3 separate regions of the Mus musculus genome follow, and regions 2 and 3 are each linked to region 1. Evidence: chromatin loops called from intact Hi-C (ENCODE). Cell type or tissue: left cerebral cortex. All regions are shown on one strand. Region 1 overlaps Rasgrf2 (RAS protein-specific guanine nucleotide-releasing factor 2). Region 2 overlaps Rasgrf2 (RAS protein-specific guanine nucleotide-releasing factor 2). Region 3 overlaps Msh3 (mutS homolog 3).

What was found. A loop is a pair of places that touch in the nucleus more often than their neighbours do. Peaks named below come from ENCODE experiments on the same cell type or tissue, not always from the same donor. Only the 100,000 strongest peaks of a DNase experiment are listed, where the experiment ranks them.
Region 2: a loop joins it to region 1, with 12 times the contacts of the local background. A loop is called at or near these places in 3 of 42 quality-filtered maps.
Region 3: a loop joins it to region 1, with 3 times the contacts of the local background. A loop is called at or near these places in 2 of 42 quality-filtered maps.

What each region holds. Positions count from the first base shown.
Region 1 is chr13:92,052,342-92,054,841 of GRCm38, reverse strand. It overlaps Rasgrf2 (RAS protein-specific guanine nucleotide-releasing factor 2), which reads left to right. Exons shown (of 28, transcript NM_009027.4): 2 at 1,187-1,293. Among named protein-coding and RNA genes, the nearest start is that of Rasgrf2, 78 kb to the left of the region's middle. In left cerebral cortex, no CTCF peak of the experiment used is centred here; DNase peaks (open chromatin) are centred at 884 and 1,508; H3K27ac peaks cover 1,634 bases.
Region 2 is chr13:91,972,847-91,975,346 of GRCm38, reverse strand. The region is part of intron 16 of Rasgrf2 (RAS protein-specific guanine nucleotide-releasing factor 2); the gene reads left to right. Among named protein-coding and RNA genes, the nearest start is that of Gm46435, 50 kb to the right of the region's middle. In left cerebral cortex, a CTCF peak has its summit at 1,004; a DNase peak (open chromatin) is centred at 987; H3K27ac peaks cover 1,097 bases.
Region 3 is chr13:92,235,600-92,238,099 of GRCm38, reverse strand. Msh3 (mutS homolog 3) reads left to right here. Exons shown (of 24, transcript NM_010829.2): 20 at 2,369-2,500. Among named protein-coding and RNA genes, the nearest start is that of Rasgrf2, 110 kb to the right of the region's middle. In left cerebral cortex, no CTCF peak of the experiment used is centred here; DNase peaks (open chromatin) are centred at 31, 998 and 1,378; H3K27ac peaks cover 1,979 bases.

The DNA of each region.
Region 1 (2,500 bases):
ACACAAACTTCTTCCCTGGCCCCCAGAAAAACAATTGATTTGTTTTCTGCTACTTCTTTAGTAGTATCCCATAAAGGAAATTGTAGAGTATAAACCTTTTAAAAATATTTGTATTTTAAGTGTGTGTGCATGTGTGCACATGTTTAGGTGCCCTCAGAGGCCTGAAGAGGGTGTTGTCTTCACTGGGACTGGAGTGACAGGCAGGTTAAAGCTGCCTGGCATGGGTGCTGGGAAGAGAATCAGCTCTTTTTGCAACACCAATGAGAGACCTCAACCACTGTGCTGGTTGGCTAGTACTCCAGGGCGTAGCCCTTTGAGGCTGACTTCTTAGTGTTATGCGGTACTTTTGAGAAGCATTCAAGTTGCTGGCTTTATCAAGAAACGTTCCTTTTTACTGATGAGTTGTGTTCCATCGGGAAGACGTACCAGAAATGTCTATGTACTCACTCCTGGGGGGATATATGCATGGTTTCCAGCTTGGGATGATTATAAATAAAGTTCAAATGGGATGAATAAATTTAATCCTGCTAAAACCATTTCTTTCTTTTTTTCTTCTATCCAACAAGAAATTAGATTACATTCATCAAAAAGAGATTCTGGTTATGACTTATGGCCAGGATGGCAATTATATTTCCTTCCCATGCTAAATACAATTTGTCTGTGATATGGGGCTTAAGCCATGGATGGTGCTTGCTAAGGCTGCAGAAGAGGCAAAAGCAGAAGTTCGATGTAGTTATAAACCATAGCACTTCCCAGAATGGAGCCTGGATATAGCGTAGGCTAGGTAAGAGAATCAGCTGGTTCGGCGGGGTGGACGCCTGTTCTCTACTGCTTCACCACACGCCCCATCACGAAAACTTCTGGAAACGTTTTCATGTTAGCTTTAGCTTCTTATTCTTCATCGGCAAATTGGCGCAATGTTCTTTTTGTTCTTAAATAAAAATATGCAATGCAGTAGGGCTGTGGGCTGTGTGCTACTGAGGGTGTTAAAATGCTCGCTGTCACAGCCAAGGTGCAAAGACAGTTCTGGCTGGACCAGGCATGCTATTACCGTTTGAAATATGACTTACATCATGCTGGTAGATTTTTGTCAGTTTATACCTCTTGTAGGCAAATACTGGCTTTATTATCTTTCTGCCCCTGAAAAGTAAAGCTGTAACCCTTTTGTGTTTCTTCTTCTTTGCAGTATTACTTCACTGTCCTTTTTGGGCACGATGGTCAAAAACCACTGGAGCTGCGCTGTGAGGAGGAGCAGGCCGGGAAAGAGTGGATGGAGGCCATTCACCAAGCCAGGTGTGGGTCAGGTCTGGCTTTGGAGGGGGCTCATGATGGCTGCCACTTCTGGAGGACCTAGTCCCTGGGGTCTCAGCTCGGTACCTCCTTGTATCAAGTGTGAAGGAGTTGTGTGTACTTCCCGTGGCTCTGCTACAGTTAAAGACAAAGTAACAGGCATAGACACTATCAGTTGCTGGCAGTAGACATGGGTTGCTTCCTACATACTATGCACTGACTAAGTGCTTCCTAGTTAGGGAATTTCTGAAATGTATGACCACCCCTCCCAGCAGTCAGCTACAGGAGCTTACACTTCCTGTTTTTTGTATAAGGAAGGAGAGGCCTGGTAGGTTAGTTCACTATGTAGCTACGTAGTTATGTAAGGCCGCACAGCTAGGAGTGACAGAGCTGGAAATGTGCCCAGTGGCGCCCCTCTTTTGTAACTTCTGGCCTCCACCCTCCTGCCTGTACAGTCTCATTGTTGAAAATGGTAGTAACAAACTCTAACTGCAGAAATAGAAAAATGTGGCTTATTTTCTCCTAAGTAATGCCAGGACTGTAGACACCCCTCCATGTCTATTAGATAGGAGCGAGAAGTCTGAAGGAGGAGGGGGTGAGGCAGACACCCTTTTTCTTTACTTGATTCAAGTCCAGTTCCTTTGTCTCTGTGTGTGCTTGTTGCTTTTTGCATATCTTCTCCCCAGCCTGGAATGCTGTCTAGGTTACAGTTTCTATTGCTTTGATAAAAACCCTGACCAAAACAACCCGGGGAGGAAAGGGTTTATTTAATTCATCTTATAGCTCAAATCCATCATCCAAGGAAGTCAGGGCAGGAACTCAAGGCAGGAACCTGGAGGCAGGAACTGATGCAGAGGCCATGGAGGACACTGCTTACTAGTTTGCCTACCATGGCTTGCTCAGCCTGCTCTCTTATCATGCCGAAGGCCACCGATGCTGAAGTGGTACGGCCTATAGTGACTTGAGCCCTCCCACATCACCTGTCAATCAGGGTAATGCACCACAGACTTGCCTATGGGCCACACTCTTTCTCAGTTGAGGTCCCCTCTTCCCAAATGGCTCTAGCTTGTGACAAGTTCACACAAAACCGTTCAGCATAGGTGGTTTCATTTCACCTTCATGCCCAGCTCTTCATCTCATCTTTCTGACATTTCAAAGCAAAACTCAGTCATGGAGCCTCTTCTTTCTGTGCCCCTGACAAGCCTCCCCC
Region 2 (2,500 bases), 79 kb after region 1:
CTCCCACAAGAGAAGCATGGTCAGTAGTCACGTAGGCAATGGCCCAAGCTTCTGACCTTCAGGGTAAACTCCTCCCCAGTTACCTAGCAACAGTGAAGACAATAAAAAGGAGTGTTCAGTCCCCACCTCACTCTCTCACTCCTTTGTTCCCTTACCTCTCACTTCTCTCACTCTTCTCTCTTCTCTCCTTTCTCTTTGTCTTCTTCTCTCTCTCCTCTATCCCTCTTACTATTCTCTTTCTCTCTAGCTTTCTCTCTCTCTCTCTCTCTCTCTCTCTCTCTCTCTCTCTCTCTCTCTCACACACACTCTCTCTCTCCCTTCTCTCTTTCCCCCTGCCTTTCTATAATAAAGCTCTTAAACCATAGAGAGTCTCTGCTCTATCAAGATCTGCTGCGTACTCTGGTCAGTGTTGGGAACCTCTTCCCTTATCCCTCTCTCCCATAACCCCGGAGCTACAGGGTGTGGCCCTAGGGTCCTCAGGTCTGGGGTTGCCCCTTCTCCACACCCCCAGTGGGTCAGAGGCTTAGATGCCCACCCAGGGCTGAGTGGAAAGCGTCTGGCAGCCCCCCCCCCCCATGCCTGTGTCCACCTGCCCAGAGCACAGGAACTCTGGCCGGACGTGGGCCATATCCTCCCCTTCCCCCACTTACCTGCCCCCCCCTTTTTTTTAGTTCCCAGCAAGTCTCCAAATCTAGTTTAGGCTCATCTGATGGCCACCAGGGCCCTCCTGTCCTATAAGGCCCATTCCTGCTTTTTTCTTCCCCCAAAAGTTTTTTAAAAACTAAACAGTTAGATATTTATCAATGATGAGTTCTCAATGAAAGTCAACCCAATGGCAAGCAAGGCAGGAACAGAGAGCCCAATGACTGCCAGCATAGCTGCTGTTCCTTACCTAACCGGGTTCACTCAGACCATGGTTATGCAACTCACCCACCCAAGTGTGGTTGCAGAGCCCACAGCACTAGAGCTGTTTCCTTGTTCTCAGTTTGAAAATTGCCTGCCTGGAGGCTGAAAGTGATACTGATTTTAGCATTTGTTTTGAGCCCACATCTGCCTACTTGTCCTGTGGGCAAAGCTGTTTGCATAGTGCATGGTTGGGAGTGAGCAAGCCAGAAAGAAGTGCTTGCCTACTCTATAGGAACAGTAGGGCTTCCTTTGTGTTAGCTTACAGTTATCTGTTGGGTACCTGCTCCTTCAGGACATTAAGGTCCTATTTAGTTCTCTCAGTCAATACATTAACTAAAAAAATGTATTTCGTTATTGTGGACTGAAGGTTTCCTCTTCTCAGACGAATGAATGTGTGCGTGCATTGAACCAAGGATTTGTGTTTCATATTCTGCACTTCTTCCACAACACATGCTTCCCATTACTGAACTTCGAAGACGCCATTTAGAAAATAACAAAACTAACAGCTGAGCACTGTTTTGTATGCATCTCGCCAGCTCTACTGTAATTATATCATTCAGGAAAAGATTCTAAGCACTTCCTTTCTCTGTTGCATTTCAAAAGATCAAAATTGTGGCCATAATTCTAAGGGAGTAAATAATATAAAAGTTTAAAAATAGCTTACATGAAATCATTATTTTTTTTAATGTTTGTCGAGTAAACCCTTGAATGCTGAGACTGGGGAAGTGGCTTAGGTGACTGGGATAACATATTAGTGGAAATGGCACTAAAATGTAATCACTGTGAGTCAACTAAGGAGCTGATGAAAAAGCAAAGGGGGACCTATTGGACACATATTAATTTCTAGTTCTCTTTTCTTTTGGAATAATGCACATGTTATTGTTTTACCTGCATAAGATGCCAGGGGAAGGAATTTAGAAGTATCATCTCTGTAGCACTGACTGCAGTCTCAGAAAGACACATCTTTCATTCCGGGACTATCAACTGTCACCCTAAGACTCGTGTCACCTTCACCTTAAACTTTCTACAGTTCACTGAAAAAGTTTCACTCAGGCTGGAGATGTAGTTTGCCTAACTTTAACAATACCTATCTAAAGCAATACTAAACAAAAAAGCAAAGGAAGAAAGGGAAGGGAAGGGAAGGAAAGGGGAGGGGAGGGGAGGGGAGGGGAGGGGTCGGAAAGGGAAGGGAAGGGAAAAGGAAGGGAAGGGAAAAGGAAGGGAAGGGAAAAGGAAGGGAAGGGAAAAGGAAAGGAAAGAAAAAGGAAAGGCAAGGAAAAAGGAAAGGCAAGGAAAAAGGAAAGGAAAGGAAAGGAAAGGAAAGGAAAGGAAAGGAAAGGAAAAAGGAAAGGGAAACGAAAAGGAAAGGAAAAAGGAAAGGAAAGGAAAAAGGAAAGGAAGAAAGGGAAAAAGGAAGAAAAGAAGAAACTTCACTTGCTTATTAGCGATGTGTAGCTCTGCCTTGCTAGTCGATACACCCTTTTAGGGTGAGGGAGAATTGCCTTATAGCTCTGTGTCCAAAATTGTTGTTGTTAGACATTGATGGCTATTAAGCATTGAAATGACTAGTGATAGAGGGGAGTTAGAGTATGAC
Region 3 (2,500 bases), 180 kb before region 1:
AATAAGCTTCCACGCACTTCAGCCCTCCTTGCTATTTTTGACTTTGCAAGTATCAAAATGTTCCCTGGTGCACACAATTAAATACTGGAAATAGATGTTAGAATTTAGAAGAACAGATACTTCACACAGCAAGTGCATTCTACATCTTTTTGGCTTCTTGAAACACATAGGACACATCCGTTTCTGTGGTCACCCTGCTGTGTGTGCAGCAGCACCAAGCCTCTAAACTACAGTTTAGAACCCGCTCATAACTTCCCCCACTCCATTATCCCCTGCTGCTTCAGCTTCTGCTTCCATACCCTCCTGAATGATATCAAGAGTATTACATTTTATATATGAATTAGATCATGTTCCTAGCTTATTTAACTTAGTATAGTGCTCCTTAGTTTTATTTATTTGGCCACAAATAACAGAATTTACCAACTATTTTATGACTGAATAATATTCCATTGTATGTAGGTATTGCATTTCCTTTGCCTTTTTGTGTGTTGATAGGCCCTCTGACATTGATGCACTGTTGCCATTTCTTGGATGTTATGAATCTTGCTACAATAAACATAGGAATACAGGTGTCTCTGCAACATACAGATTTCATTTTGCTTGGCTATTTATCAGCTAGTCTTTCAGAAAAATGTTAGGAATAGCTTGTAGATCTCCTTCATAATGCTTCTGATTACACCTTCCCGCTAATATGCTTTTAGATCTGTGCTTTCCTTGCTACAAATAGGCTATTTATATCCTTTGCCTGTCCCCCATTACTTCTGCGCTGTTGAGAGGTAGGAGTTATATAAGACGACTGCTTTTTCATGTTTTGTTTGGTGATTTAACAACTTCCCTCTGACAATTTATATCTTTGTCTTCTCCCTTGCCATAGCTGTCTCTGAGCTGCTGTATCATACTTTATCTGTTGATAAACATTTGTGCAGTTTCCAGTTTAAGGCAGTTGTGAGCAGTCTCTTCCTTTGGTTTTGGTACACACCACACAATTAGGTCTGACCTGGGCAGATGTGTTTTATGCTTCCACTAAGGAACACACTCTCCACCTTCCTCCTACATTTTCTTCTAAAAGTAGCGGGCTTGCTTTTCACGATTCATTTTTTCATCCACCCAGACTCCGTTTCCTGAGATTTGGGACCACGCTTATTTCCATACAGCTAACCATTTCCCTGCCATCATTTAAGGACAACGTTGTCTTTGTGGCTCACCTGTAATGCCTCCCATGGATCCCAGGTGTCTGTTGCCTGGTTGGCCTTCTCCTACAGCTGCACACATTCCTACTTGATGCTTTCTCTTTTTAACCTGCTCCAGGATGGGTGAACATGTACGCCAGTTCAGGACTGGCCTGAGAGGCAAGGAGCGCTGCCAACAGGCTTCTCTGTGTCTTTTGTTGTGTGTCATCCTCATTTCCATTTAGTGTGTGTACATGGGAGGAGGATTGCTTGGCTATGTCTATTTTCAGCTTTAGCAGATATTACTGAAGTTTTTCAAAATGGTATGCAGTATTTTTCTTCCAGAATAAAAATTCCAGCTCTTCTCTCATCTTTGGCAGAATTTGACATTGACAACCATGGCAGGCTTTCTTCCTTCTCTGTCTTGTTTGATGTTTCTTGTGTGTGTGTTTGTGTGTGTGTATGTGTGTGTGAAGTGGTGTCATTTTCTGTACTGTAATCGGGTATTTCTTCATAGTCTTGACAACCATCTGTGTATCTTTTCTCATCTCCCCTAAAATGAGATGGAGCCAAATGGAAGATAAGTCATCGGGGGTGCAACCCTCAGAAAGGATTAGGTCTTCTGGAATGGTTATTTCTCATAAGAATGTCCTGCATACTGGCCTGTCCTCAGCCCTCACTTCCTGTCAGCAAAATGAATTCCTCTTGTACACATTCCCACTGTACTGATGTCATCCACTGTGAAACCTTTACCAGACCTGAGAGAAAGTCAATACCATGCTGTTGAATATCTAGAACTTTGACCTTAATGAGTCTCTTTCTTTAAACAATTACCCAGCCCCAGCTACTTTGTTATAGGAATGGAAAATGGATTAATTCAATAGCATATGTAAATATGCCACAAAGTAATGCTTTGCCTCATGAAGTCCTGTTTGTGGGATGAATTGTAAATACCACAAGAACATCAAAACAAAACATGAGCCAAGCATGGTAGTGGATTCTTATGATTCCAGTTTTTGGCAGGTGGAGGCAGGAGATTAAAATATGAGGCCAACCTGGTCTACCTACTAAGCCGAAGGCCAGCCTGGGTTATATAGTTAACCCCTATCCCAGTCTGCACTCCCAAAATATAAACCAACCATTCGAATCCCTTTCTGGTTCAGTAAGTGAAATTCCCTTTCTCATTTGTTTGTTTCCAGCAGGACTCGGAGAGAGTAATGATAATCACCGGACCAAACATGGGTGGGAAAAGCTCCTACATAAAACAGGTTGCACTGGTTACCATCATGGCTCAGATTGGCTCCTACGTCCCTGCAGAGGAAGCCACAATT